Regions from separate parts of the Homo sapiens genome. Here region 1 is linked to region 2. A link is a loop called in an ENCODE intact Hi-C map of the cell type or tissue named here. Cell type or tissue: heart right ventricle. All regions are shown on one strand. Each heading gives the region's core, and the rest is flanking DNA. Links, peaks and the distances in the headings are about the cores only. Region 1 overlaps IGSF21 (immunoglobin superfamily member 21). Region 2 has its middle 140 kb from the start of LINC01654.

Evidence for each region. Hi-C counts contacts between places; a loop is a spot of excess contacts. Peaks named below come from ENCODE experiments on the same cell type or tissue, not always from the same donor. Only the 100,000 strongest peaks of a DNase experiment are listed, where the experiment ranks them.
Region 1: a loop joins it to region 2, with 2.9 times the contacts of the local background. A loop is called at or near these places in 12 of 110 quality-filtered maps.

Annotation. Positions count from the first base shown.
Region 1 is chr1:18,227,584-18,243,458 of GRCh38, reverse strand. It overlaps IGSF21 (immunoglobin superfamily member 21), which reads right to left. Exons shown (of 10, transcript NM_032880.5): 2 at 15,449-15,561. Among named protein-coding and RNA genes, the nearest start is that of IGSF21-AS1, 59 kb to the right of the region's middle. RefSeq lists an enhancer at 11,814-12,462. In heart right ventricle, for the core only: a CTCF peak has its summit at 8,501 (motif pointing right); no DNase peak of the experiment used is centred there; H3K27me3 peaks cover 3,648 bases.
Region 2 is chr1:17,913,299-17,929,173 of GRCh38, reverse strand. No RefSeq gene overlaps it. Among named protein-coding and RNA genes, the nearest start is that of LINC01654, 140 kb to the left of the region's middle. RefSeq lists an enhancer at 14,419-15,618. In heart right ventricle, for the core only: CTCF peaks have their summits at 6,139 (motif pointing left) and 9,112 (motif pointing left); a DNase peak (open chromatin) is centred at 6,129; H3K27me3 peaks cover 4,832 bases.

The DNA.
Region 1 (15,875 bases), core at 5,003-13,002, 310 kb before region 2:
TGGAGGCCCAGGAATGGGGAAGAAGCAGTGGATTCAGGGCTTGTCTTTTAGAACGGATTCGATGGAAGAGATGCGGGGAGTGGGCAGGGGCAAGGGATGAGATGTGATAGGAGAGACGCCCTAGATTTTTCGCTTCGGAAACTGGTGGATGGTGATGCCGTTCGCTGAGGTGGAGAAGACTAAGGGAGGGGTAGGTTTAGGGAAGAAATGCAGAGCTTTGCTTTGGCCATGTTAAGTCTGAGATGCTTATCAGACATCTCTAGGGAGGGGTCCAGAGCTTCCTAAAATCGAATGATGATGCTTTTGTGTTTAAAATTTCTTGACTGTTCCCCTTGGATATAGCTCAAGCTCCATTGCAGGGCACCCCAGACTTGGCATAGGTCCCTGATTGCCCTCAGCCTCCTCCTCCTGCCTCCCCTCTTCCTGACCCTTCACTGAGCGCCTGATGGGAGTCAGATGGGCCACCCCCAGGCCTTTGCACCTGCTCTCACCTCTACTTGCCATGCCCACTGTCCCTTCCTCACTCTTGAATAGCTCCAGACAAGGGTGCGGGTCACATGACACCTGTCCCCCCCAGCAGAGTGTGAGCCAGGGATGGCATCTCTAGGCTGCAGCCAAGGCCCTGCCAAGGTTTTCTGCAGGTGTTAGTTCTCTACCTGGAGGGATGAAGGGATGAACGAATAAACTGGAGACTTCCCTAAATTAGAGCCTGCGATTTCAGACAGGCTTCACTTCTCTGTCTCCAAAGAACAGGCTTTGCATGACTTGATATTCATAGAGTAAAGAGGGTTGAAGGGGAACGTTGAAAGCACGTAAGGAAATAAACAGCCTTCTTACACCCTCAATTATTTTAGAAGCACCTGCTCCCATATAATTAATGTGCCAATTGAAATGACTATTATAGCCATTACAGCAGGTCCCCCAAGAACCACTACTTGACAATACTTGTTTAGACTCATTTGAGTTACTCTACCACTTTGCAAAATAATAAAATAATAATAATACAACTTCCTTTCTTGAAGAATGGTATCCAATTCAGAAGCCATCCCTCTCATTAATGGGATTCCTGAGGTCTGTGTGCCATGACTGGAAGCAGCCTCAGCCGTGGACGGTTTTGCTAGACATTTTCCACCATTCACCAAAAGAGAGTCCAGCTTGGGAGGGGCATGCAGGGAGGCAGCGTGGGGGAGAAGGGGCCCTTCCTTACACCTGTCTGCTCTGCCGTGCTGAGAGTAGGTGAACCATGCTGCCTGTGTCATCTCAGAGTAGGTGAACCGTGCTGCCTGTGTCATCTCTGCAGGGTGGAAGCTGTTTTCCCTCAAGTCCTCATTTGACGTTGACAGCCTCTGTGTGGATCTGTGCCGCAGCACTACTGCAGACAGATGGCTCCGGCAGGGTGATGATGAGGACAGCCTGAAGCAGCCATGTCCAGAAGCTCCTCTGCCCCCAGGCCATCTCCATCTCTCCCCCACGGAGGAGGCCACAGAGCTTCCCAAAGGGGGATCCAGACCACTCCATCAGCTTAGAGTGAGAAGGCTGGGCTGCTCTAAGGGGACTCAGACAAACCCCTTCCGCCTTACCATATGCAAGACTTGGGGTCAGTTAGTTAACTTCTCTGAGCCTCAATGTCCCCAACCCTAAAATGGACAACTGTACCGGCATCTTGTGATTCCTGTATGGATTCAGTGAGGTGATCTTTGTAACATACCTAGCGCAGCACCTGACCTGAACGCACCGCTACAGCAGTGGCATTCATGATGATATGAGGGAGATGGGAGGAAGGCTTGTCTTACCTGCCACAGGCTCCCCAAGCCAGAGGGATTCAGCGCATTCGAGGGTCCAGTCCTCATACTGCCCATCGCTCAGGGGGAAATCCCTCCAACCCCTAACAGGGTATTTATGGCCTTCAATGGGACCTAACAGAAAGAGCTGAACTTTGTAGTCAGAGAGTTGGGTTTTGAAGTTTGACTCAACCACTATCTAGCAGCAGGACTTTGAGCAAGTTGCTTAACCTCACCTAACCTCAGTCTCCCTGACTCTAGTCCTTCTACCTCCTTCTCTCAAGGCTCTCTGAGGTCTCTGATATCCCCAGAATCTTCACTTATGGGTGCATACTGGGAGAGGAGCCTCGAGGGGCAGGCAGGGGCCAGACAATGCAAAGTCCTGTATGGCAACACCAGGGATATTTGTCTGTATCCTAAGAACCATGGAAAGGCATCACTGATGTGTTTAAAGCAGTGTGGCATGGACAGAGATGCTTTGTATAAGGCCATAAGTTGTGGAGTGGACTTCTGAACCCTATAAAATTCGTTCACATCCTCCCCCTCCTCTCAACTCCCAGGTGTCCCCTGGCCTCACCTTTGAATGTTCACTCAAGGGTGGGGCACTTTCTCTGGACATTTACAGCCACACATGTCTGCTTCTCAGAACAGTCACATAACCCTACTCCTGGGGAATCTGGAACTTTCTGATGCCTGATTTCCACAGAAGCCCCATACTCAACCCCAACTAGCCAGGTTGGCTGGACACTCTGCTTCTTACCCCTTGTCATGATATCATGGCTGCGCAGCTGAGCTTGAGGCAGCACAGAATTCCAGAGCTGAAACAAATAGGGTCAATAGCTCTGGGTGCACTGGGCCCAGGATTACTTCCTACTGCAGTTTTGACAGGTGGCCATGCCATTTGCTTAGACATTTCCAGGGTTAGGAAGTCCACCAGTCCTTAAGACAGCCCATCCATGGTTGAAAAGCTCCAACTGTGGGAAAGTTATTAACCTCATCAACTACAAGTTTACCTCTGTGACCCTCAGGGCCACATAAGATATCCATCCATGCATACATCTATCCATCCATCCAACCATCCATCCTCTAAGCTATGTGCTCAGCATCATGCTAGACACTCAGGAGAGAAAGACAAACAGGACACCTGGTCACTGCCAGCAAAGGGTTTGCATTCTGGGAGAGAGACATTCAACTATTACAGTTCATCTCCTACTATGAGCTCTCAGCAAGCAGACACCTGTCTTTCTCTGTCAAAGCGGTGACCACAATTTGAAAGAAGCATTTATTTGACAGTCTTTCATGTAATACCTGTTTCCTCCCGCTTAACTACAAGCTCCACAAAAGACAGGGCTACCTTGTTTTGCGTATTTGTTTTGGGTTTCTTTGTTTTTGTTTTTGAGACAGGGTCTCTTTCTGTCCTCCAGGCTGGAGTGCAGCGGTGCAATCACAGCTCACTGCAGCTTTGACCTCCTGGGCTCAATCCATCCTCCCACCTCAGCCTCTTGAGTAGCTGGGACTACAGGTGTAAGCACCACCATGCCTGGTTAATTTTTCTGTGTTTTTATAGAGATGGGGTTTTGTCAGGTTGCCCAGGATGTTCTTGAACTTCTGGGGTCAAGCGATCTATCCTTCTCAGCTTTCCAAAGTGCTGGGATTACAGGCATGAGCCACAGCCTGTGTGTGCCCAGCCCATTGTTCTTATTCTGTGCTCTATTCCCAAGGCTTGGCACTAGTTGGTACTCAAGAAATATCTGCTGCAAAAATGAACACATGAGTCCAGTGTGTTGAGTCATATGGTCACGTGCTTAGTATTTTGAGAGTGTTATGAGAAGCTAACTCAGCCTGGGTCATGGCAGTTGAATGTGGAAGAAGATTGAAGGGGGAAAAATGGATGGGGAAAAGCCTCTGGTGGCGGGGAGGGGGGGCAACACTGAAGCTGGGCCTTGGAGGGCAAGTAGGAGTTGACCAGATGGAGGGGAGAAGGGCATTGCACGCAGAGACAGCACATATGCACCAGCTCGGAGGTGGGAAAGAACGTTGGCACATTCTGAGAACTGCAAATCAGCCATATGATTCGAATGGTGGGCCCATTTGGGAACGTGGTAGGAAGCAAGGCTGAAGAAATCAGTCAACAGAGGTTGAATCAAGAAGAACCTTGTATGCTGGGCCAATGACCTTGAACTTGGTCTTTCAGGTGATGAGAAGCTCTTGCGAAGTGTGGGGCAGGGAGGGGTGGTCGTGGTAAGGTCAGATATGTGTTTTAGAAAAGCACACGGCTGTGCCTGTCTGCAACGGGAAGACTGCCTGCCCTGTGGGAGCTCACACCCAACAAGGAAAATGTGGGGAGAGGAGGGGAGAAAGGATTTAGGAGGGATGGTGAGTCTGAGCTGGGAAACATCCCTCATTTCAGTCATGTTCTTTTCTTTTCACTGGTGTGCTGGAGCTGAAGTTCACCTTTAATCCTTTTCCGACAAGTTAAGTCAGCCCCTTTGTCATTTAAACCCAACAGGGCATAGGAAAGCCAGGAAGAATCTGCTGGAAATCACACTTTGGGCTTAATATACTTCCGGATTCCATGTGCTCGGAGGCCCCAACAGTAGTAGCTCAGGCCAGGACTCTCACCCCTGAGAAAGCATTGTTCAAGCCTCAGCTGGGGGGTGCCCTGACCTGGGAGGCACCCACCTCTTCCATTAGCTCTGAGTCTTCTGGGGAAAAGATAGCGGGGTGGGGAGGTTGACCGCAAGGTGGGAGAGAGGCTGCATATTCCTTAGAGACCATCTCACTGCACGCTTTTATTTTACCTATGAAGATCCTGGAGCTCAGAGAGGGGTTGTGGTTTTTTCAAGATCACACAGCAGGATGGTGTGTCCCAGGCCCTTGCTCTTTTCTTTTCTTGGTAAGTGAAGTGAGCTGAGCCATCAGTGTGTTATCCTTAGATATGCCGTGTCTTTCTCACCCATGCAGTGTGGGAGCCCATCACTGGTGGACTCTGCATGTGGTCTAACAAAACACCTGGTTATTTGGGTGTCCACTTCAGCTGTTGGCACCCCCTCTCAAGAGTTTGGAAGCCAAGAGCTCTTATCAACCCCATGTGGACCAGGGAAGTGGTCTCCTTGCCATTATCAGAAACTGATCTTAATCCCCAAGAGAAGATGGATTTGCTTGGTCAAAAACCGCTCCCCTTCAAGCCAGGGAGAACAGTGATGTGTGGCCAAAGCCAGTCTTCCCCCACCACCCTGCTTCTTATCTCCTCTTCCCGTCCAAGGGCATCTGTGCACAAATCCAGGCTGACTGAGCTGTGGTGTCTGGACGGATCCCAATCACACAGCAGCTCTTCCTGCCTAAGGTTGACTGCCTCACCTCTCACCCCCATTCCCCACTGCACTCCTTGGAAGCTCGTGGACCACTCATGGGCCATCTGGCACAACCTCGCAGCTACAGGGTCTGGTAGAGCCAACCTAAATATGGACCTTGATGACCCAAGAGTGGAGATAATGAGATGCCCTACACATTTCACACTCAGCGAACACCTGCATGCCTGCTGTTGCATTTCCTGGGTTTTTCAGTTGGGGCATGGGGGCATCACAGAGTCCTTTGAGAATATTCTGCACCTTTCTCCCACAAAAACACACACAACATATTAGGCATATTTTCTGGGGTTTGAGCACCCCCAGAAGCCCATCCACATATTTCCTAGGGACCCTGAGGCCCCCACATAGAATCCCTGGCCCAAGGATCATTCATAAATGAAGGGCTAGAGCGGGATCTTTCTTTCAAATACCAAATATATTGTTTAATTACATTGGAATCCCCTAAACTCTCTGGGAAGCCACTTTCACATTTTCAAGGAGGAGTGCAAGGCTGCTACCAGTTCCAGATTGAAAGGCTAAAGACAATGGACTTGTAATTTTATGAATGACACATAGGAGAAGCGGAAAAATAAAACTCCGCAAGAGATGCAAAGATGAATAACTAAGCTACCAGGTGCTGTCTCTCTAATTGAAGAATGTACAAAACGCTGAGAGAACACAGCAGGTGATCTCTTAATTCTGCTTTGGTGAGAGGGGTCAGAAGGCTTCACAGAGGAGAGAATGAGTAAGATTTGCCCAGGCGGAAAAGAGAAGATGAAGTAATATATGTGAAGCCTATTTCCCCTGCGCCACGGGGGACAGAAGCAGCTCGTCTGTGGGGCTTTTCGTCTGTTTTGCACAAATCTTTGTGAGATCCTTAGGGAAAGTGCAGTCAAGCCCATTGGCCAGGTGATGAAACAGAACTTAACAACTTGATGATGGGCAACTGGACGGGAAGCGCTCCCCTCGAGGGGAGTGGGCCCACCTGTCCTTCTTTATACCTTCAGACCTGTGTACAGTGCCTAGGAAGTTTTGGGAATAGTTGTCATCCAAGGCCACTGAGTTAATTAAATGGTAGAGCAGGATTTTTCTTTCAAATACCAAATGCATTTTTTAATTACACTAGAATCCCCTAAACGCTCTCGGCTGCCACTTTCACATTCTCGATGAGGAGAGCGAGGCTGCCACCAGTCCCAGATTGAAAGGCTAAGGATGGTAGGAAAAGACAGTGGGCTTGTAATTTTATGAATGACATGCAAATAGGAGTGGATTCAATAGAAGCAATTGGGTCTTCATGTTACTTGCAAAGGTTTGTTCAGATGTTCAAGCTCAAAACTCTTTACTAGACAAAATCTCAAGGCCATGTTACTGCTGATCTCAATGCACCCCTCAGCCCACTCTAGCTAGGCATTAGCCCCCACGACCTCCAAGGAATCTGCCCTTGCCCAGGTCCCCAGTGGGCTCCATATGTTACCAAGTTCATGGTCATTTCTCTGCTCTCAAGTCACTCACTGGAGTGTGAGACACAGCTAGCTGACAGCTGACTCTACTATTTCTGAAACCACTTTCTTTTCTTGGAATCCAGGACACTCCACTCCTCACCGTCTTCACATCTTGCTGGCTGTTCCTCCTCCTTCTCAGCCTCTCTGTTGGTCTACTTTTCTATCTCTAAATATTGGAGTGCCCAAGGGTCTAGCACTGGGTACCATCCATTCTCTGACAATGCCAAGTATAAGTCTCCAGGCTTCACCTCTCCCCAACATTCCAGATTTGTGGCCTCAATAGCGGCTGCAGCAGCTCCATCTCCATGTCTTAGAGGCACTCCCAGCTTAACATAGCCAACAGAGAGTGCTTGACGCCTGTCCCTGTGTAATAGTCTGTTCTTACACTGCTAATAAAGACAAACCTGGGACTGGGTAATTTATAAAAGGACAGTTTAATGAACTCACAGTTCCACATGGCTGAGGAGGCCTCACAGTCATGGTGGAAGGCAAATGAGAATCAAAGTCACATCTTACATGGTGGCAGGCAAGAGGATCTTGTGCAGGGGAACTCCCATTTATAAAACCATCAGATCTCATGAGACTTATTCACTACCAGGAGAACAGTATGGGGGAAGCTGCCCCCATGATTCAATTATCTCCACCTGGCCCCACCCTTGACACATGGAAATTATTACAATTCAAACTGAGATTTGGGTGGGGACATAGCCAAACCATATCACCTTGCAACCTGCTTCTCCTGTCCTGTCCTCCCTGTCTCATTAAATAGCACTGCTCCTGCAAACCCAGCCGAAGCCCCAAAGCAGGGAGTCATCCTGAATCCCCCCTTCTCTCATCCCTTCCACATGTTAGCAAGCCCTTAACTTCTACCTGCAAATCATAAGCAGAACATTTTTCCCTTCCATCATCTCCACTACCACCATCCTGGTAGTCAACCAAACCACTGTTGCCTCTTGCCTGAACTATTCTAACCTCCAAGTGACCCCTCTGCTGCCAGTTTCTCACCTCCTCTGCAAACCATTCTCCACCCAGAAGTGACCTTTTTAATAAAGTAAACCAGACCCTGTTACTTCTCTGCTTAAACTCAATGCTTCCTGGTGCCCTTAGAATAACTCCAGATTCAGTTTCTTACAGCACAGGGCCTGGTATGAACGGTCTCTGCCCATTTTTCCAACATCACCCCCTATTCGTTTTGTTCCAGCCACATGCACTTTCTGTTATTTGAACACACAAAGCTTTTTCCCACAGAACTGTCTTGCATTTGCTTTCCCCTCTGCCTGGATTATTCTGCCTTCTTCCCTTGGCATGGTAGGTTTCCTGTTGCCTTTGCGATCTCAGCTTAAATGTCTTTTCCTGACCACACAATCTCTTTCTATCCCACCACTCGATTTTAATTATATGCACTGCGCTTATCATTAGCTGGTATCTTCCTTATTTGTTTATCTTTTTAACTCCTCCCCCATGGTAAACTGTGTGAGCACAGGATCTTGTCTTCTTCCTTGATGAAATCCCAGTGCCTAGAACCATCCTGGTTTCATAAATATGTGTTGAATTAATGTTGGATGAGTGCATGGAACAGCTCCCTCTATCAGAGTTTCACAAACGCCATGACATGCTCCGTGGCTGGGTTGAGTGCGTCACTGTCATCTGGGGAACTCGTTAAAAGTACAAATGCCCTGAGGCTCCAGTCCTGGAAATTCAGATTCAATAACTGTAGAATGAGTCTCAGACAACAGTGTATTTTTAGTGGCCTCTGAGAAGTCTAATGAGCTGTCAGAGTCAGGTACCCCTGCCGGTTTCCAATAGAACTTCCATTAAAGATCAAGGATCAGGGCTGCAATGATTGTGATTCACACTCTGGCCTCTAGAGGGAGCTGAAGGTTTCTCCCATCACCCCATCCCCAGGAGGAGGAGCTCAGTGTGATGAGTCTGGATGGTTACAACTTAACAGCTGTGGTTAGGGGTGGAGTTTTCCTTGGGGTTGAATTAAAGGATTGTGATATGGTTTGGCTGTGCCCCCACCCAAATCTCGTCTTGAACTGTGGTTCCCAAGTTCGTGAAAGGGACTCGGTGGGAGGTGATTGGATCATGGAGATGGTTTTCCCCATGCTGTTCTCATGATAGTGAGTTCTCACAAGACATGATGGTTTTATAAGCACCTGGCATTTCCCCTGCTGGCACTTCTCCCTGCCACCATGTGAAGAAGGACGTGTTCGCTTCCCCTTCCACCATGATTGTAAGTTTCCTGAGGCCTCCCCAGCCCTGCAGAATTGTGAGTTAATTAAACCTCTTTCCTTTATAAATTACCCAGTATTAAGCAGTTCTTTATAGCAGCATAAGAACAGACGAATACAGATTACAATGGAAGTAGACCTGGGAACTTGTTCTTATTTCCTGTTTATGTGTTATTACATTTGTTGTAAAATCAACTATTGTTTGGTGGGCCCTCTCTGGCTGCCTTCTCTTCCTTCCCATGTGACTGATATGATAAGACTGAGCACTGGACATACCTCATCAGGGAGAACCTGGCTCTTTGGAAGGCCAGGGGTTGGGGAAGGAGGCCTAGACAAGGCAAGTTGGGTTGGCTCAACCCTGGCTTTTGTCTTCCTCACTCACATCCTTTTCCAGACTTATATCTGTAAGATCTGAACTCAAGATCAGAATGTGGGGTCAGAGGAGTAGCAAAGAGCAGCCAGGATGAGTGGCTGCCAAGCAAGAAGGGCCAAAGGGGTTGTCTAGACCCATCCTCTGGGACCTTGGTGCTGGTCTCTCTTGGTCACCCGAGAGTGTACCTACCTTCTTGCCCTTATGATATGGTTGGACTGTATTGTTTCCTGTCTCCTTAGGATCATCATTTTCAGTTTTGCTTCAAATAATGAAACATTGTGAAGGGCTGGGACTGAGAGAGAGCCAATGATAGTAAAGCCATTTTGAAATAGCTCCCTGTTTCAGGGAGAGCTAAAATCCATTGAAATGGCTTAACTGTGTTAAGCCACTGGGTTTCCAAGAATTGAAACCCAGTGAGTTCACCAGCATAACCATTTAAAGCGTTGTCTCTGCCCATATCCCTTGGGAATGCAGGTGGTAGGATGGAATTCAAGGAATCTAACCGTGGTGATCCTCCCCAAATACCTTCCCCTCTTATTCTATAATTTCCCTCTCTAGATCCTGTAAGCTATCAACAGACATGAAATGACAATAGCTATCATTGAATAGGTGCCACAATGAGCTGAACAATGGGGTCTTTTGGTTGCAGACATTATCTCATTTAAGCTTACAAAATACATGTTTTCATGCCCAATTTCAGGTGAAGTTTCTAAAAGGCTGAAAGGTTAGGTCACCACCCAAGGTCAAACTCACACACAGGTATTCTGATGCTCAAGTCCTCTCTCTTCCTACCTCAGCCTTCCCAGCCTCTAGTCTCAATTCCTTTTCAAATGGTCCCAAGCAACCACAAACCCTCATTGCAGAGGCATCCAGCAGAACCCAGAGGGGACGATCACCTGGCGAGGTCGCATCATCTGCACCACAAAACACACACCCAGGTATGCATCTTCCCACATGGTGAAAAAGGTGAGATAAAGGGGTACTGAAAGCAGGGATGTTATCACTGTTTGTAGATCTCCTTCTCTCTCTATCTGGCTCTCTTTTCTGTGGCCTTGTAACCTGGGCCCAGAGTGGCTCCTGGGAACAAATTGTAAAAGAAGGAGAGAAAACAAAGGAGGGATGATAAAAACTGCTGTAAAAGGTTAAACTCCCATGATTCTCTGTGGCTGTTTAATGGAGTTCCATGATATAAACAGACCTTCGGCTTTGCCTGCTGGGCAGGCGGCCTCCAACCAAATGAGTTCAGACAGTGTTTCCTAATAAGAAATGTTCCCTTTTCCTTCATACTTAACAAAGCCCCCTGAGTATCCAAAGACCCACACTCCCCACCCCCTGACCAACAGATACTATCAACATTACACAGATGCCCACATGAGACAGAAGTGGGCTACATAGCATGGTCTGTCAACAGGTGCACATTATAGCTCCATGATTTGTTAATTTAGCAAATGTTCACTGAGGTGACTCTGCTCTAGGTGTCAAGAATACAGCAGGAGAAAAGACAGTCTTTGCTCTTCAGATAGTCATGGTCCAGGGGCAGGTATTTTGACATGATGAGGTAAGCACTAGTGTAAAGACCCACACAGAGGATTCATGGAGGAGGGTGTGCCTACAGCTTTCTGGAGAAGTCAGGGAAGGCAACATGACCCGAGACACAGTCTCTTCGAATGGCCTCAGTTTCTTCATCTGGAAAATAGAATTAATCATAGTATCTACCTTTCAGTGAAAATATGAAAATGAAATGTCATCACGTATGTAAAGCACTTGATCTAGTGCTCACACATAGTAAAGGCTCAATAATGTCAGCCACTCAAATTAGTATAAGCAGCATTAATAAATAAGTCCCCAGTTACAGATGTAAATAGGAATGATTAAGTAAAGAACATTATTTATTATTCATTTTCTTGAACCAAGTCCCAACTTAAGTGCTAGGGTAGATTAGTTATTAGCTGACAGCCTCCTACTGGTGAAATATGGAATTGCACCCCTACTCTATTAGCCAAAAAAAAGCTGTCTGGAGCTTATCTATATGAGCTGTGAAGATGAAGCCTGGACACTCAAATCTGGGAGATGAACCCATGTAACAGTGGAGAAAGCAGAGGGGGATGGTGAAAAGCATCCTCAAGTTGGACAGGGCTTTAATAGACAACTACGATACTCAGCACCTTAGAGGGATGACAACTCTCTTGACATCTTTATGTTTTCAAAGAAGTGATTTGAGCATGATGACCATCTCCCTTTTTTCACCCTCCCTCACCACACACACACACACACACACACACACACACACACACACGATCTAATGATGTCAGGTTACCAAATGAGATCCATCTTACTAAAATTCATTTCAGGGCAAGTTTGCCTGGAAAACTGACTCAATGATCACTCACTGCTATTCTCTTGTCAGGTGAGCACAGTGTATTCCAGAGGCTGCAAAAGAAAATCTCAATGTTCTACAGCAGGTTATCCAGTGAAACTTCCTGCAGTGATGGGAACGTGCTATACTTCATCTGTCCAATATGGAGGCCACCAGCTATAGGTGGCTAGTGAGCACTTGAAATGTGGCTAGTCTGACTGAGGAAATGAATTTTAAAATTAATTTGATTTAATTTAAATGTTAACATCCACGTGTGACTGGTGGCTACCATATTGGACAACCCAGACCAAGGGGCTATGATTACACATACTTCCTTGAGTCTATTCTCATAGTTTTGGCATCTTATTCTACAAACGGGCTGAGCTCCTCCCCACTTGGCCAGACCATGGGGGTAAAGTGTCCAAGAGTCAGGCTCTTGCCGCTTCCTCCCAATTTCCTTCCCCTCCCTTGAGGGGTCCACAAGCAAGACCTTCCCAAATATCCAGCCAGAGGTTTTGTTAGCTCCAAGGTTAGGTGATCCCTATGGCTTCAGATAATTTCATCAGCTGCCCTGATTTACCCAAAGAATCCAATGCATTCATGATGTTTTCTGACAGCTCAGGATGATCCCTTTGCTAAGATAATGTATTTAGGACCAGAGGGGAGGCTGCTGGGCTTGACACATGTTTTGGGCCATTTTGTGCCCACTGTGCTGAGCAGGCAGTGGCGGCCTCATCACAATGCCCTGCTTCTTCCTTCTAACGGGGTTGGAGCCACAGTCCTGACTGGGCCTGTGTAATCTATTCATTTCCTTCCAAGCCGGGCTCTGTAAGCTCATTCACGGAGGATGGAGAAAGGAAGCTGGGACGGGAAGCAAACACACGTACAGAAAACAAACAGCACTCGGCAGCTCCCTGCTTGGAGGAGGGGGGCAGGCTGCGGGGAGAGGGAGATGGGGAAGGAAGCCACAGTGGGGGGTTCGTCTGGCAGGGGAGGAAGGGGTCAGAGGAGGGTCTGGCTGGAGAAGGAGACTGGAGCTCCTGTTGCTGCTGCTCCCATTCCCTCTGGAAGCCCTGCCCTGACCTTGACTCCTGGAGCCCCCATCTTGGTAGGCTCTTATCTCTCTCCCTTCAGCTGCCTCTTTGGGAAGAGAGACAATCACTAGAGAAAGCTAGAGTGGCAGAAAGCAAAAACTGGCCACACGGAGCCCTTCCCTGGAATTTCCTTCCTTCCTCTGCCCCCATCCTTCCCATCATAGGCGGGCACGTGGGCTCCCTGAGACCTGAGGACAGTAACCAGTCAGCTGAGCCACCACCTCCGTCCAGCTACAGAATTACAAGGGCCCAGGCATTTGGCTCTAGTGGGTGATTTGCATGTGATTTGCATACATCTGCATATGCCTGCTCCAGAGGCCCTCAGTCAAAGGATGTGAAATGAAATAAAATAAATTAATTAGTGCAGCCTACCATGGCCCGATATGCAGCGCCTGACAATGGTAAGAGATGCCACTGATTCTTAAAACTACCAGTGGCATCAAGGTTAGGCAGCAAGAGTGGGGGAGAGAGGAGGGTCTCCCTACCGGAGGATGGCGAAGAAAAAGGAGAGTCTCTGTCCAGCCCAGGACATGGATCCTCCTGCCCCAGTCCTGCTCACCATCTTCAAGAACATCAAGTCAAGCCATGTGGAAACCTGCTCCTGGCTTCTACACCTGGGCACAGCCTGGCACTAGCATTGCCCATAACTCCAGCAGGAGCCTCTGCAGGGAGATTTTCACCACTGTGACTATGGTAACATTCGATTTCAAACCGGAGGGAGGACAGTTGCTTCAAGAGCTTGGAAGGCAATGAGGTGCCCACTGCTATTTTCCCATCTCCAAACTTCCTTCCATTTCGCTCCATTAACTGTTCCCACTGGGTCTCCATATTTCTATCTGTCTTTCACCACCCCTCCCTCTGATCCCATCTATGGGATGGCTGAGGGAGAGATGTGGTCCCATCATCAGCAGTGAGCTGGAGTTAATTTATCCCTGTCCTTCTGCCAGGTGCTAATGAGATGCTCCCAGCCTGTGTCAGCCAAGCAGTTCCCATATCCTGTAAATACACCTCTTAGTGATTCAGTTCATGGCACTATTTAACATATGCCTTGACTTTCTCTAGGCCCACTGATCTATCCAGGATGGCACCCTTCCTTAAGGCTGGGACCCTCTAGGGTGCTGGATGTCAGGTTCACACCTGTGAAGCCCAGGCTACCTGAAGAGCTTGGGTGGAGGGCACTAGAATTAACTCTAAACAGGAGAGACTGCAATGCTGAAATAGAGAACTATGATTTTTGGTTAGAAGGAGTGCAGATCACAGCCAACAAAATAGCAACAACAAGCAAACCATGAATCAGAGACCGAAAATGCAAAGCAGAGCAGCCAAGACAGGCTGGTTCAAAGCTCACCTGGACCAAGAGCAAGAAGGAGACTGAAGAGAGCTGTTCTGAGTCAAGACTATGAACAGCACGCATGCCCCAGGGATTCCTCTAACACTGAGTTTCCATGCTCTGTGTGTAGATGTGGTGACAGCTCCAAGGAGCAGAGGAGCCAGCTCTAGATCTTGAATCACAGTTTGGTGCCCACCCCCCACCTTCCTTGCCCTCTCTTCCATGCTCCATCACTTCCTCCAGAACAGCTCCACCTAACTGTGCTATCCATCCGTTTCATTTGAAGAAAGGGCAACAAAGATTAGGAAAGCGTGGTTTCTGATCAGGGATTTGCAAACTATAGCCCATGAACCAAGTCATTCTATAGCCTGTTCTGTACAGCCAGCGAGCTAAGAACAGTTTTTACCTTTTTTAATCATTGAAAAAAAATAAAAAGAAGAAGAAATTATGACACATGAACCTTGTACAAAATTCAGACTTTGGTGCCCATGAGTAAAGTTTCATTGACACACAGCCATGCCCTTTCATTTACACACTGTCTGTGGCTGTTTTGATGCCATACCAGCAGAGTTGAGTAACTGTGACCAAGACTGAATGTTTGGCAGACAGGAGAATATTTACAATCTCAGTCGTCACCAAAAAATGTTGCCAACCCCTGTTTAGATGACAGAAGAGGAGTTCTCCCCCAGGATGGTGGTGCCTTTATCTGTGCACACTCAAGCATGCATTGGAAGAAAAGCATCACTGCCCCCTGGACCTTCTGAGCCCAGCCCCAATTCCTTTGTGGCAAAGGGATAGAAGACTGGGATGCCCCATCCAGACACAAGAAGATTTCACTCAGTGGTTGAAAAGGCCCCTTGTGCTCAAGATTCCAAGCTGTTCTTCCTGGTGCCAACACCTGGGCCCTGGGCAGGTGGGTACCTTCTCATCTCTAACCAATTCCCTTCTCAGATGGTGCCAGACACCAGGATTAGTCCTATACGTAGTCAGATTAGGTGGCAGACTATCTCTGTGATTTGATTTTGCAAAAGGCAGGAAGCCTTCCTGTTTTTCTCTCTCCCTTGCCAAAAACATTATCCGAAGCCTCATGCTCAAAATTCCACCATCAGATATCACTTGTGATTACACTGTGCCCAGGGTCCAGGGTGTTCTCAGTAACTTCTACTTTGCCTAATGGAGTTTTCCAAGCGTAGGGGCATAATAGGAGCACAAAGAAGGTGGAAACCAGATCAGTCCTGAGGGTAGAAGGGATGGCTAGTACCCAAGGAGGGTGTCAGCAGAGGGCGGGGACCCAGCAGATGCCCAGGACAACTCAGGACTGGGTCAGGGCTGAGGTCATAGCCACACCAGTGAGGGTGTCCAGAGGGCTCTGAGGACCTCACACCAGTCCTGGCCATGGGCATGAAGGGGGCAGTAGTAGTGACTTACCCGGTACCACACGATCTCCCGCATGCGCCCATCTGTCTTGAAGTTACACTTCAAAGTCACGGCGTCTCCAGCCACCACAGGGGGGAGAGGCTCAATGTTGACTGTCAGGTAGCCTACAGAAGAGAGGAGAAAGGGGTGGTAAGGGCACGAGCAGATCAGAGGGGCTGGGCTGATGAGGGCAGGGCCAGGGAGACAGCAGACAGAGGAGGGAAGTTTGGGGTCTGTAGTTGCACAACTTTGAGGGACGCTGTTCACACTGTGGTTTCTGTGAATGGTGACTGCAGGCCCAAATGGAGCCAATCACCCTCTTCTTCCCTCTCTTCAACATCTCCTTTTTGGCTGCCTCCCTGGCTCCAATGGATCCCTCCAAACCAAAAACACTTCTGCTTGGGACACATTTTTCCCTGAAGGTAGGACCTGCTGGCAC
Region 2 (15,875 bases), core at 3,126-11,125:
CTGGAATCACTTGTGAGGGAAACTCCAGATTCAACCTCTAAGAACAGGCTCCATTGCTTGGCTTCAGTCCTGTCTGGTGGCAGGGGCTGGACCAGATGAAAAATAAGAATACAAATAGCTGACATTTCTCAAGCAGAGATCATGTGCTGAGCACTGTTCTGAACATTCTGACACTAACGCTTTTGACCCCTCAAGGACGGCAGGCATCACCTCCATTCTACAGTCAAGGAAAGAGAAGCGTGGAGTTAAAGGCTTGAGTTCATACGGCAAGTGAACAGTGGAGCAGGGGAGGGTTGGAGCGCAGCAGTCTTAGGCGAGAACACATGCTCCTTTCTGCCTGCCCTCCAGCTCTCTGGAAAACGTGCTTTACGTGAAGGCCCAGAGAAGCCAAGCAGGCAATCTGATGTCACACAGCAAGGCTGTGGTCCTCCTGGTTTAGAGCATAGGTCTCTGGCTTTACTTGCTGTGGGAGCAAGAGGAAAACAGGTTGGATGTGTCCATGCCAGGCACTGTGCTTGGCACTTTCTTTACACATCGCATTTGATCCTGACAACAGTCCTATAAGGTAGACATGCACCTGTGGTCCCAGCTATTTGGGAAACTGAGGTGGGAGGATTCCTTGAGCCTGGGAGGTTGAGGCTGCAGTGAGCCAAGACTGCACCACTGCACTCCAGTCTGGCCCACAGAGCAAGACCCCATCTCAAAAAAAAAAAAAAAAAAAAGGAAAGAAAGGAGCTTCTGTGAATGGGATGGCACAGCATCACTCAGAGGCTGGTGCTGGACCAGCCATTTTGACTGGGAAGTGCACTTTGGGATCTAATATATATCCGTATAATCCCTGTAATATGGAAGAGAAAACAAAAAGGTTGATATGCCTGTTCCCAGCAGCTCAGCAGCCTGGCTCTCCGCCGCTGAACTCAGGCTCCCGCCAGTGCTGCAGCTGGCCCTGTCTCCCCATCCCAGGGCACTCTCCCTTCTTCCCTCACTCCTCCTAAATTCTTCAGACTAATTTATGGATGGCAGGCAGAGCGGGTTCCAAGTCTGAGATAATGAAGGCACGGTATTAGGAGAAGGCAGGAGAAGGAAGAGAGGGGCGGGGCTGTAAATACTAATTGTTGTATCAGGAGGTTGCTTTTTATTTCCTTACTGAAGGGAAGGCTATGTTTAATTAACTCTGCCTGTGTGCTGGGGATGGGGCCTGATTGAAAATGAGTTACTGGGCCTCTGTGACAAGGCGGAGGGCACAAACTCTGAGGCAGAAAGTCCCAAAGGCTCTGAGCTATCTGTTCCCAAAAACCCTGCCACGGCCCCCTCACACCCCTCCTGCAGCCTGCAGGTGTCCAGGCCTCTGCTTGAGCCCCTCTCCCTTCCAGGGACGCCCTTTCCCGTTTCCTCTGGCCAGCACCAACCTATCCACTCACCTGCCCTCAGGCTGGCATTATTTGGGGACAAGAAACTGGAGGCCACGCTAGCTTCACTTAAGTCCAGGGAATTTGATTGTCAAGCTGTAGGTTGCCCATGAACCCCAGAAGCTGGAAGAATGGCTGGGCCTCTAGAACTCAGAAATGGTAAGGAATCAGAGGCAAAGCAGGTGCATTCCCTCTTTTCCCCCAACCCCTGGCCTCTGCCCTACTCTCCTTCTCTCCTTGGTGCTAGCTCCTCTCTGACCCTCCAGTCTGAGGCCACCACAACTCCCGCTCTCTGGTTATGTGGGTTTAAATTCTTGGGTCTGATCGCAGTCTCATTGGTCAGACGCGCACCCGGGTCCCATCAGCCAGGGCTAGCACAGTCATGTGACTGTCCCTTGAGAGTCAAGCATGGGGCTGGTTCCCTGGGGTAGAAGTGAGAGGACAGGATGGCATTGATGAGCAGAAAAGGAAGGACAGGGGTGGTCTCAGGATTCAAGGCCCACCTCCAAGCTCTCTCTTTCATAAGTGTCCCGCTCCTGGACTCCCCTTTTGGAGTTAGTTATGCTTCCACTGTGTTTTCACTACCCCTTTTACCATGTACCAGCTGTGTGACCTTGGGTAAGTTACTCGCCCTCTCTGTGCCTCAGTTTCCGCATCTGTAAAATGATGGAAATAACAGTACTCACCTCATGAGGTTGTTGTGAGAAACTCTTAAGGCAAAGAGGCAAAGCATTTGGCACATCCCCTGGGAGTACAGTAAGCACGTAGATATGTGAACTCTAATTATTGTTGTGAGTACTGTTTCATCTTTAACAGCATTTTGGGTGTCATTTGGAATCACTTTCTTATGTGTGTGTCTCACCTACTACCTGAGTGCTCCTCCCTGGAGACACTCGGCGATACTCCTCTAGCCATTTGCCTGTGAACCTGCACCTGCCCCAGCACCTGGCATGAGGTCATTCTCAGTCAATGCCTGATGGGCGAATGATACTGACAACCACTTCTGTTTGCTGAGCACCTACTATGTGCCAAGGCAGGAAGACCAGAGATGGAGTGCCCCCGGGGAACAGGGCCCCTGATACACATTTGCTGAACAAATCCAGAAGCAGGTGCTTTACAAACCTTTATGTAATTCCCACCACTGCCTTGAGAAATAAGAACTTCTGTGTCCATTTTAGAGAAGGGGAGATTCACTGTCCTCGGTGAGTCTCAGGGGGCCCAGAGTCACCAGCCATCGAGGGGACAGGCAGGACCCAGGATTGTTGACTCTGCTTGTTGAACTCCCGGCTGTGCTGGCTTCACAATGAGGCTGGAAACAGGGTTTAAGGTCTGAAAGCCCCAGACTGAGTGGGGTGGGAGATGGGTGGTCAGAGGGTCTCCACCCACCCGAGACAGTCCAGGAAGGGGTTATGGGTGGGGACGCCCAGTCCAGGCAGATGGCAAAATCACTGTATCCTCCAGAGATTCAATTCAGGTACCAGCTCCAGGAGCAGGTGTGCTTGTGTGCACACACACCTGGGGATGCCTCTGTGTGTGAATGTGTGCAGAAGCATTTCTGTGCATGTTCTCTTTATGGCTCCCTGACAGTGCCAGTATATGTGACGTGCTTGCCTTTTCTTGTCAAATTATTCAAGGCATGCAAATCTTGAAGCCTCCTCATCCCTTAGTTCCAAACTGAAATTCAGGATCCTAATCCCAGCATTGCCGTGACCTTGCTGTGTGACCCAGGGTAGGTGCCTTCCCCTCTCTGAGTCTCTGTGTAACAGCGGAGTTGAGTGAAAATATGAAAATATTTTTTTAAGTCTTTCAGCTCAGGATAGTGGAGAGACCTCAGGTCTGAGCCAAGTGCCTTGTTTTGCCCCTCCATGCAGAAAAGGCCTGCCCCCCTCCCCCCTCTGTGGGGAGAAGACGGAGGGGACAGGGGCCTGCGCTATTTTTATCCCAGATTAGGAGCCTCTTGCCAGTCGCTAGGCCCGCTGACCCCACACTTGCTCCTCTGAAGGGCGCGCGAACTGCTTAATCAGACCGCTCTCGGCACAACTGATTAATAGAGGTTCCTGCTTTTAAAAAAAGAAAGAAAGAAAGGAAATGCTTCTGTAAATCAGCTGTTTATTTAACTTTCCCTGGCATTTAATGATTGCGAAGCTTGGGAGAGAAGGAGAGATGGAAAATTAATTTGAGTCTCGCCAGAAAAGCCAGTCAGGGAAATAATGAACTTCCCAAGTCTTATGGGGAACAGAGACAGAGGAGATGCCAGGAGGAGACAGAGCCCCTGAGCCTCCATGCTGTGGGCTGGAGCTGGGCTCTGCTGAGTGGCAGACAGGCAGCCCATCCTCCCTGAGCTGCTGTCAGATAGGGAGGGTGAGAGTCAGGCAGGGTTTTCAGCTTCTTTCAATATGCAAAGCCTCGTCAATTTCCCCCCAATCTTGTTAAAATGGAGGAAAGCAGAAGCACAGCAAGGAAGAGCCAAGAAATTGCAGATAATAACAATTGCTGGATGTTTTTGTGTTTGTGTGCTCAGATACCCAGCAGAACTCCTCCCCAAACACACACCTCCCCACAAGATGGTGGCATCGGGATGGAGAGGAAATGGGACTAAGAGATGTACAACTCCAGAGTTAAAAAGTTAGTAGCACCTCGAAGGTCATCTACCTTGAGTTCCTTCTTCTACAAACATGGAAACAAAGACCCAGAGGGAGGCAAGAGTTTGCCCAAGACTACATATTGGGCATGGAACAGAGCCAGAGCTCAAGCCCAAACTTCAGTTCCTGGTCTGGCTATCTCTCCACCAGAGGCTGTGTAGAAGATAATTCCATTGGCTGTAAATGACATAAGGGATGAGGGTGATTCCAGCAAAAATCCCATGGCTGATTCTCATTGGAACATCTTGGCTCACATGCCATTCTGGAACCAATCATGTAGCCAGGAGAATGGACTCTACTGATAGGCTAGACATGGTTCAGGTGACCCAGCCTTCCTGCCAAGGCCAGGGTCAGGTGACCTCAGCACCCCTGCTGAAACCACATGCCTCAGCCACATGGTAGGCTGACACTCCTGCCTGGGCCTTGCACTCTCCCACCTCTGAGTCTGTGTCTACATTGTCCTGTCTTCCTGGGTATTCTGAGATACTGCAAAGCCCAGTTGAAATACCACCTCCTACAGGAAGCCTTCTGTGACCACCTGGTCCCAAGTGTCGTCTCTCTTCTAATCTCCTGTTGGTCCTTCTAAGATGCCACCACCCACTTTGGCTGTGTGTTTTAGTTAGCTAGGCATGTGCCTTGTCCCACTCACAGACTCCTGGAGGGCAGGGACTTTGTCTTATTTATCTCCCTTGCCCAGGGCTCAGCACTGGCACACAGTAAGATGGATGTATGATGGAAGGTTGGATGGATGAATGGATGGATGGATGGATGGATGGATGGATGGATGGATGGATAGATGGATGGATGAATGAACAAATGAATGAATCAGAGCTCATATGGATGATTCAGAAATCAGACACAACAACCTCTACACAGGTATCCACAGTCCTCTTTGATAATAAAATGACAACTGGTCCTGCCGAGATGTTCTTCCTAGTATCTGACTTAAACACTTCCTGCTTTTTTTTTGGTGGGGCTCTATAGAGACAGTCCTCCCCACTCTCCCCATAAAAGTCTTCCTTTCCAGCTCTGCTCTGACTTCTTCCCTCGCAAGCCAAATCCCTCACTTCAGGACTCAGCACGCACAGGCTGTTGCAATGTCTTCTTCCAGGGGTAGCGGGATCCAGCCAGCAACAGCTTCACTGGGTGGGTGTGTTCTCAGGAGAGACCTGGAGGCTGGTGCCTGGAAAATGCCACCGCCTCTCCCTGGCTCCTCCTGGCAAGCCCATCTCTGCACCCCTCCCTTCCCTTTCAGCAGCCTGTCAGAGGCTGATGGCTGATGAATGGGAAGCTCTCGCCCTCTCTTCCCTACCCAACATCACCACCACATCCTCCACTCTGGCCCCTCCTGGCTCTGGGTAGTGGTGAAGCTATTCCTAATAAGTTGGCACTCAGCCTGGCTTTTGCCACTCAAGGGAAGGCAGCTCCTTGCATGCTGTGCCAGGATGCTGATAAAGGAAAAGAACCATCTCCCTGCACAGCGGGCATCAGGGAGGAGCTATCCTCCAAGCCTGGCACTCAGAGTGTCCTCATCTGGACCCCAGTGCTAAGCTGCCCCTCCATATCTCAGGCTCTCCTGAGATCAGAAGCACCCAATGCCTCTGTCTTCCTGAGTTCTTCCCCGGGAGCCAGGAAACGTGGGAGCCAGAGAGGTTCTTAAGGATCTTCCTGTACAAATGTCTCATTTATAAGATGGAAGGCCAAGGCTGGGGTGAAGAAGGAAATGTTCTCAAGGAGGCAGATTTGCTCCAAATGCAGACGAAAACTGTCAGGACCATCTGGAGATGGAGTCAGAAATTCTGTTGGTGCAGCCGCCCTGGGACCCCACTCTGAATATCATGAGCTCCCCAATGACATTGCCAGCTCCAAAATGGCATAAATGTGCTTGTTTCTCTCAGCGTCGTAATGCTGATGCTTGGCATTGTGCCTGGCATATAGTAGGTGCTCAATAAATGTTTTCTGAATGGATGGTTATAGAACAAACTTCATTTATTAAGCAATAGCCAATATGGATTTAATCCTAGGTAAATTCTTGGTCCCCTTTTCGAGCAGCTGCAGAACCCCTGGGATGGCCTCTGGCGCCCTCTAGAGATCTGGAGAACTTGTGTTAGAAACACTGGTCTTGCCCACATGGATCATTCATCCATCCATTCATTCAGTCCACAGATCTTTACTGAGCACCTCCTATGTGCCAGGTACTGTTCTCAGTGCTGGGGATACAGCAGCAAACAAAAATGTGTTGTAGAAATTATCAGGTATGGGCCAGGCGCGGTGGCTCATGCCTGTGATCCCAGAACTTTGGGAGGCTGAGGCGGGCAGATCACAAGGTCAGGAGATCGAGACCATCCTGGCTAACACGGTGAAACCCTGTCTCTACTAAAAATACAAAAAAAGTGGCCTGGCGTGGTTGTGGGCACCTGTAGTCCCAGCTACTCAGGAGGCTGAGGCAGGAGAATGGCGTGAACCCGGGAGGCGGAGCTTGCAGTGAGCTGAGATCGCGCCACTGCACTCCAGCCTGGGCGACAGAGCGAGACACCATATCAAAAAAAAAAAAAATTATCAGGTATGATGCTAGATTCTCACAATAAGCAAACAAACAAAGAAATATATAAGGTAAGGGAGACAAATGCTTTAAAGAATAGGGAGTGACGGGGGTGCTAGTTTAGTTAGGGTGGTCAGGGAAGTCTTCTTCACCGAGGTGACATGTAAAGAGATTTGAAGGAAGCAAGGGAATAAGCCATGCAGATACTGGGGGAGACCATTCCAGAGGGAGGGCTGCAAGGTCCTGGTATGTTCCAGGAAGTTAGAGAAGGTTCATGCAGCTAAGGTGGAATCAGCAAGCAGGGAAGTAGCAAGACACAAAGTCAAAGAGCTGGAGAGGGGCCAGATAGACCCTACAGAGGCTAGAGGAGCCCAGGAAGGACCCTAGATGTTATCCTGAGTATAGCACAATCATTCGAGCACCTACTTTGTGCCAGGCAATGTCCCTTACTGCTATTTTGTGGCTCTGTGACAGTTGCCCTCTGTCAAGATCTCTAGGGCTGAATGGACCAATGGGTTATGAGAGAGAAGAGTGTGTGTGGCCATAGCTCAGCCACAAGCTCACCATGTGGTTGTGCCCCCCATGTTTAACTTGACCTCATAAATGCAAGGAGAACAGAAAGGGGTGGGGTGTCACCAACATGCATCAAGCACCCATCATGTGCCAGGCACCTCCCACATCATCTTACCTGCCCCAGTAAGCATGGCTGCCCTCCATTTAGAGAGGGTCTGGATGGTGCAGGTACCCCTCATCGGGAAGAGTTTCACCGCTACTCGGAGCCAGGAGGGGACAGGGTGAGGGAAGTGGTGGTGATGTTGGGTGGGAGGAGGAAATGACACCTTCCTGTCCATCAGCCTCCAATGGGCTGCTGGAAAGACAGGGAGGGGTGCAGAGATGGGCTTGCCAAGAGGAGCCAGGGGAGAGGTGTTGGCATTTCCCAGGCATCAGCCTCCAGGCCTCTCCTGGGAAACATACCCACTCAGTGGGGCTGGATCCCTCCTCTTCCGGAAGAAGCCATTCCAGCAGCCTGTGTGTGCTAAGTCCCAGGGAAATGAGAGACTTGGCTCCAGGAAGGAGGAAGTCAGAGTGTATCCCAAAAGGTCACCCGGCTGCCAGGATTCAAGCCCACGTCTACCTGGAGCCAAAGCCGAGGATGCTCCATAAAGCAGCAGGCATCCTCCAGCAGCCTCCCCAGTTCCCTCCCAACTACTGAATGGAAGGAAGGTTCTGCTCTCCCAGTTGGCACTGAGCAGGCTACTCTCACCTGCAAGAGAATTACTTTAAACTCAGGAAATGCAAACCAGTTTTGGCATCCATCAAAATAAAAGTTCCCTTCCCCCAGAAATAAAGGACATAATCTCTTAGGCCGCCTTGAGGTGCTTGCATTTTGAAATAGGAACTTGGTGAAGGCATGGCTCTGGAATGGCAGACTCCAAGCACATTGGCAGTGGATGAGCGATGGAAATATTTCGGGCAGGGGCCCTTCCCAGCAGCCATCATTCACACCATACAGGCTGCCGCCTACTCCATTTGTACATAAGGCTGGGTTTGTGCATATGTGGGTTCCTGCAAACAGTTTTTAAAAAGCTCTCATCTCAGGGAAAGTCTATTCATAGACTCTTAGAGCTGGAGGATCCTTAGAGAGCATCCTAGTCCAATCCTTCTGTTTCCCAATGGGGAAACCGAGGAAGCTCCTCATCGAAGGTCACACAACTGCGTTCAGGAGCAGAGCCAGGATCAGAACCGTTTGGCTGACTCTTGGCCAAGATCTCTCCCCACAACATCACATTGTTTAATTCACCCCCAGAGTCAGACAGACTGGGTGTGATGTTCCGCTCTGCTACTCCTTAGCTGCGTGGCCTTTGCTAAATACTTGAACCTCTCTGGCCATAGACTTCAAAATGATGGTGCCTGCATCGTCTGCTTAAGTGAGATGTGTGCTTGGCCCTGAGCAAGTACTCAAGACTAAAGTATCTATCATCCTCATGTCTCAGGACCTCATTTCCACTTCTTGACCTCCTGTGACTCAGAGAGCATCACCTCCTGCTCCCAGCAAACACAAGCCCCTCCTGGAGCAAAAGAGCAGCACGGGACAGGAAGCAAGGCTGGGGCTTCCCTTTCCCTTCTACCCTATGGCTCCACTGTGCTGGACCAACCCAGAACGTCCTACAGTGGGGGACAGGAGGGGTGGAGGAGAGAAAGAACTGGGTGGATTTTTCCCCAAGCCCTGCAATGCAGACCTCTCAGGGGAAGGCAGAGGACCAGGCAGCAATACAGGGTCAGATAGGAACAGGACAAACATTCATCTCAAAGGCAGGCACAGCCTCAGCACCTGCTGCCATGGTGATAAGAGGCAGGGGATGGGGTTTTGGGAAGCAGATAATGAAGGAATAATGGAGAGCGGAGACACTCAGGGTTCAAGGACTCCACTCACTCCAGCCAACTTTCAGATCCTCAGCGGTGTCTTGTGGGTGGCCAGCCAGGAAAGCTTGCCCCATGGGTGGACACAGGACAGAGGGTGCCATCTGCTGGCCCCAGGGACTCATGGCCTCCATCCCCAGAGGACCAGCACAGACCCAAAGCCTGCCAGAGCCTGGCAAGTCTTGGGAGAACAAACTCCTTTGCTTTGCAGATAAGAAAAGGGTGCCCCAGAGCATGGGAGGAGGACCCTCTCCTATCTCCACCCCTCAAGTACATGCACTGGTAAGGACGGACCCAGGACTCTTAAGTTCTCTCTCTCTCGCTCCTTCAGTCTTTTCTCCATGGCTCCTGTGGGCAATCTTGATTAGACACAGACATCATCGCTGGATGATGAACATTTGGGGCCCAGTTCTGGGGGACGCTTATCTTGTCAAGGGGCTTGGAGGATGAGCAGTTGAAATCGTTTCTGTGATTCGTTGTCCTTTGGAGGAAAAATCTTTCTTGAGATGGAGAATGGGAGCTGTCCCTGGTGCTGACTCCTCTCAATGTCCCGTCTAGGTGGCTGTCTGGGCTTGATCTACTTGTGTAACATTCATGGAAGTCCTTTAATGCCAGAACAACTTCTCCTGCCATTTCAAATCTTCTGGGTCAACTCCAATTAAGTGAAGTTGATGGCAGATAACATTTGGGCCAGATGCGATGGCTCACCCCTGTAATCCCAGCAATTTGGGAGGCTGAGGTGGGAGGATCACTTGAGGGCAGGAGTTTGAGACCAGCCTAGGCAACATGACAAGACCCCATCTCTACAAAAATTCAAAGAAAAAAAAACATAAAATTAACCAGGCATGGTGGCATGCGCTTGTAGTCTTAGCTATTCAGGAGTCTGAGGCGGGAGAATTTCTTGAGTCCAGGAGTTCGAGGCTGCAGTGAACTATGAATGGACCACTGCACCCAGCCTGAGTGACACAGCAAGACCCTGTCTCTAAAAAATTAATAAAAGTAAATATTTTAACAAAACTTTCTACCAAACATTACCATCAAGGCAAACATTTATTGAGCAGTTACTATGAATCAGGCAACACTCCAAGGGCTGGATATGTCATGATTTATTACGCTGACAATAGTTGTATGATATAGGTACCATTGTTAAATTCTCAGTTTCAGGTTAGGAAACTGAGGCACAGTGAGGCTGAATAACTTACTCAAGGTCATGCAGCTAGTAAGTGGTAGAGCCGAGGTACACACTAGGCAGTCTGTATCCAGAGTGCCCTTACTTACTTGATGTCATCACACTTCTTCCATCCCCTTGCAATCACGTAATGCAACTGAAGGACAAATGTAAATGATTTTGTATTATCTGCTGCTTTGCATGATTAGCGACATGGCTCCCTTCCATAAGTGCAAAAACCAGGAGCTGGCTGGTGAAGACAAGGGCTCACGTCCTTCCTCTAGAGAAGGCTTTACTGGGGTCAGAGGGAAGCCCAGAAACAGGGGAGAAATTCCCCAGGCACTTAGTAACCACATCCAATTGTCAGGTTGGGTCTGAAGGCAAGAGATCAGGACCCTGGGGACAAAAGATGCAGCCAACAGGAAGTGGGGTCAGGAACAGCAGAGCCAGGAGAAGCAGACCTGGGTCCCAGAGTGGTCAGGGTAGGACTGACCTAGAGGAGACTTCCGAAAGCCTCTGGGCTAAGCTCTGTGATGTGCTACCCAGGCAATCCTTCAGGAATGAAAGACTGGAGAGACTGGGCACCCAGCTACTGGGAGGGCTACCAACTCACAGATCCTAATTGCCAGCCCCCTTCGAGGATTGCCTCAGCTGGAGAAAGTCACCACACCCAAGTCTTGCTCACTCCCCAGGGAGACCCACACCTAGCCCTCACCCCCAACTTGGGCAGACTCTGAAGAGCCCTTCAAACTCTGGCTAGCCAAGTGCCATTGGCCAAGATCATTTTGGGACTCTGTTCCAGCTCAAATTCTCCCTCTGCCCAGTTCTGTTTCCATCCTCTCCCTTCCATGGGTGGTGTTTCCAAAAGGCTTCCTAATAAACATCCTGCATGCTGAGCTCCAACTCACAGTCTCCTTCCCATAGTTCCCAACTCGCAACAGTCTTAAATGCCCAAATTTACTTAGCGGAGATGCCCAGCCAGCCTATCCACTGGCCAAGTATGTACTGGCACTTTAGGTGAGCTACATATTGCCAAGTTGATTTTCCGTGTAGGAAAAAGAGCATAGAGAAGGTTTTGCAACAGCATTACTGAAGAGGAAAAATGTCTCCTCCTGCACCCAGACCATCCAAGTAGAACACCTCATTGGGGAAGGGAATGACAGGGTGGGCAAGAGGTGGAAGACAGTGCCAGTGTGAGTGGGGGATCTGGGCCAAACCCTTCCATGTTCATGAAGGAGACCTGTGGAAGTGACACAATGGTATGAAGCAGGTCATGCATGTAGAGGAAAATAGAATTAAAGTTGGCATTTGCACAATGTGCCCAACCCTAGTTGGCAGTGGAAATCCTGCTTGCATCCCACTTACTTTTACGTCCTGCTCACCATGCCATCATGAGGCTAGTGCACCCACTTTGCACTGTGTTTCTAGTGCACATATTTTGCATATAAAGGTATAGAGATCCAGTCGCCCACCTGGACAGGGATAGACCTGAGTAGATCTAGAAACCAGGATTTCATACCAAGTTTCCCAGCTGCAGAATCCAAGTTCTCCCACACCAGGCTGAAGGAGTGGAAAGGCCAAGACAAGAAAGGAAAAAGCAAACAGAAGAGCAAAGAAAGCAATTCAGATGGTGGTAGAGACAACAGCCAGCACTAACTCCAGGAGCTGCTCAGCCATCTCTGTGGCCAGCGTGGCCAGAGGGTGGCAGCGGGGAAGGAGACACAGGTGTCTTTATTTCCCAAAGCCAAAGCTCCATGAGGAATTTCAAAATTCTCTCTGCTGCCCTGGCTGGGACTCACCACTGACAAATGGAGAACAAATGAGACTGTTTAGCCAGTAATTAAGCAATAATGGCCTGCTCAGAGGTCTCCACCAGGCAGCAACCAGCCCAAGAAAGGAGCTAAAAGTTCCATAGAGGATCCAGGGGAGGAAGAGCCATTTATCAGATTATTAGAGTGAGAGCGACTCATTAACCTCACGCCAGGCTCTGAGCCTTCCTTTCACTGAGCAGACAGAGGGAGGCCTTGGCATCTCTGGGTTCTCATATGGGGGAAGGCCAGCCTCCTCACTCAGCCTCCTTCTTGGATCTGACTCAAGGCAGGAGACACCCCAGACACCAGAGCATCTCCCAGCCCCCAGCCCTTACCCGGGGGCTCAGAGCAGAGATTTAAGTGAGGTAGTGCTGCCTACCTTCAAGTTCACATCTATGGCTACAGACACACTCCAAATGGCCCTGTGATGTCCTGGTGTGGACTGAAATCAATTCTACAAAGAGATACTAACATCCCTAATGGTGGTGATAATAATAATAATAATAGTAGCAACTGCCACTCATTATATGCTTACTATGTGATTTGTACTCTGCTGAGCTGTTCATGTGAAAACATTGCAAACGGGTTCTACTATTATCCTATATTGCAGTAGAGGAAACACAGATGAGGCTCAGAGAAGCTGAGTAACATTCTCCAAGGTCATCCCACTCTTCTGAGGTTGTACCAGGTCTCAAACTTGCATCTGACTCCAAAATTCATGTCTCAACCACCATGCCACCCAGGGTCTGCTCTGAAGACACTCAAGAAAGTCCCTAACATGAAGCTTCCTACAAGAAAAGGTTGTTTCTAGCTAAAGGAATCAGTACAAACTTCCTGGAAGAGGGGTATTCCAAGAGGACCTTGAAGAATGAGTTCGATTCATAGGCAAAGGTGAGAGGCGATCGAATGTGTGAGACTCGGGGGGTAGGGGCGGGTTCTGAACGGCTTCATGTCAAGATTTGCCCTAGAGGTTCTTTGAAATGTTAACTAGAGTTGCAAATGAAAAAAATAAAAGTCCTGGAGTTAAATTTATTTGGAGAAAGTAAGATTGAACAACATTAAATCCGTTTGCTTATTCTGGGACTTTCTCAAGGAGTGGCTGTTTGCTTATCCACACACTGTTTTAGGAAATGACCAAGCCCTCCCCCATTCTTCTGTGCCCTGGAGAGCCCTGGCTGGAAGAGTATGCAGGGTTCTTGTAAACATGTGCATTTGTAGGAGCATAAACCTTCAGCTCTGAGGGCAGTTTGTATTGAGCAAGGGAAGCAGAACGGAGAATCCTGGCAGAGCGAAGCTGCACCGTGGAAGGAGTGACCTCCAGAGGCGGAAGGAGGGTCCAGGGTCAGGGTCAGAAGGAGAGCAGGGTGAGGGTCAGACCTGTAAACCCAGAAAATCTGGGACAGATTTCAGTTAATTTAGAGAGCTTATTTTGCCAAGGTTGAGGACACACACATGTGACAAAGTCTCAGGAAGTCCTGACTACATGTGCCCAAGGTGGTAGGGGCACAGCTTGGTTTTATACATTTTAGGGAGACATGTGACACCAATCAATATATGTAAGAAGTACATTGGTTCTGTCCAGAAAGGCGGGGACAAGCAAGGAGGGGGCTTCCAGGTCACAGATAAGTGAGAGACAAATGGCTGCATTCTTTCGAGTTTCTGATTAGCCTCTCCAAAGGAGGCGATCCGATATGCATCTATCTCAGTGAGCAGAGAGGTGACTTTGAATAGAATGGGAGACAGGTTTGCTCTGAGCAGTTTCCAGCTTGAATTTTCCTTTTAGTTTCGTGATTTTGGGGGCCCAAGATATTTTCCTTTCTCAGATGGGAAGCCTGTTTGAAAAGCCCTTCTGCTGGAAAGAGGGCAGAACTGGAGCACCCAGAGACGGTCTTCGCCCTACCGCAGGGATCCACGCAGCAGCTTGAAGTGTGACAGGGGCAGACGGCCTTCCCAGAGCTGGGCAGAGAGAATCTGCAGGAGAAAGCGCATGGGACAGGAGATGCCTCCCTCAGAAGGAGAAACAGCGGCCTAGAGGCGAAAAGCTCAGGCTGTGGCCACTGGAGTGCCAGCTCTGCCCTTCAGTGCTCTAGCTACTCTGGGCATGTTCCTCAACTTTCCTGCGCCTTGGTTTCCTCACCTGTAAAATGGGACCATTCTATAAATTCAATGAGATCTTTGTCAACTACTCAGCCCAATGTCTAGAACACGAGCTCTCCAAAAAAGGGAGTTACTGAGGGAACTTTCATAGCCCACAGGGTCTGAGTGTAACTTCTGCCCATGTAAGGAGCCCTTTGGCAAACAAATGGCAGAGGCTCAGCAGGGACAAGCCACCTCCAAGGCTGGGAATGAGAACAGGACAGGGCATGGTGTTTCATCTGAACTCAGGGAAGCAGGAAGAGGCAGCCTATATGCCGTGGGAGATGCAGGGTCTATGACAAAGGAGGACAGGAGGCAGGGACCATAACTGACACCCCCCAGGACACCCATGACCTTGAACATAACAATCCCCACAGCTTGCATTATTTTTTGCACATTTAGACTATGGGTCAGGAATTGTGGTAAGTCCCTTGCAATTAACTCATTAATTCCTCACAACAGCCATGTGAAGTGAAGACTGTTTACACGCCTGTTTTTCAGATGAGGAAGATGAAGTATGAAGAGGGTAACTAAGTTCCCTGGGGCGTCACAGCTGCTGTGCCTCACTGAGCCTTGTAGACAGTGGGAGCTCAATCATGGCTGTGTCCTCCATGAAGCTGAGGATCAGAGCCCCATCACAAGCAGGCACTGATGGATGCGGTAAGAAGAATTTGGGTGTGGGCTACAGAAGCAGACCTAGATGCCGAGAGGGGGACTGAGCCATCCCCAAGGACTAAGACTCAGAGTAGCCAGTTGTAGTCATGGAAACCAAAGCTCTTGAGCACCCAGCGCTCACTGCATGCTAAGCGCTGCACCGAGTGCTTCCCATGAGCTAATTTAATCCTTACAGCAACTTTGTGAGGTGGGTCCTCTTATCACCTCCATTTTACAGATGAAGAAACTGAGGCACGGAGCGGATATGTCCCTTGCTCAAGGTGGAACCGGTTCCAGAGCCAACTCCTCCCCACTTGCTGTGCTGCCCAGATGTGGGAGGCAGTGTCAACATGAGCAGATGAAGGAGAGGCGGTCTGAGAGCTGTCAAGGGCTTGCAGTCATGACCTGAACCCACTGCAGAGAAATTCTTTCTGAAATTTTGTTGCTTAAGTTTGGGCAAGGCTGGGACACTGGGGACACGGGCTTGGGGGAGCACTGTCGGGTCACTTGGGGACCACAGCTTGGGGGTGTGCAGGTGGGAAAGCAAGGTGAGGACTTGGTGACCAGTGGGTCCTGCCCAGGACTTGTCCTGGGGCTGTTCTGTCATCAGTTGACCTTGGCTGGCTGGACTGAGGTGTCTCTGAGGAGGACTTTGAGTGGGACAGGCTGCTTGCTGGGGCTCTACCCTGTGCCCACCATGACCAGAATGCCAAGTCTGAGCCCAGGTGGTCTCAGCAGGGGAGGTAAGAATGGCCTGATGATGAAGCATGGGGTGGCTCTGTGCCAGGGTCACAGGCCACGAGGGAACAGCGTACCTAAGAGAGGACAAGGCAGGCAAAAGGTCATGGCAAAGAGTCCTTCTCGGGAACGCCTCCGTGGGGTTCCGTCATGACTCACAGAGACTTATTCACTCTCATGAGAACAGCATCGGAAAGACCCACCCCTCTGATTCAATTATCTCCCACCAGGTCCCTCCCACAACATGTGGGAATTATGGGAGCTACAAGATGAGATTTGGCTGAGGACACAGAGCCAAACCGTATCACTCCGTGTGAATACCTTACGAGGGTGCACAGAGAGTAATGGGGCCCC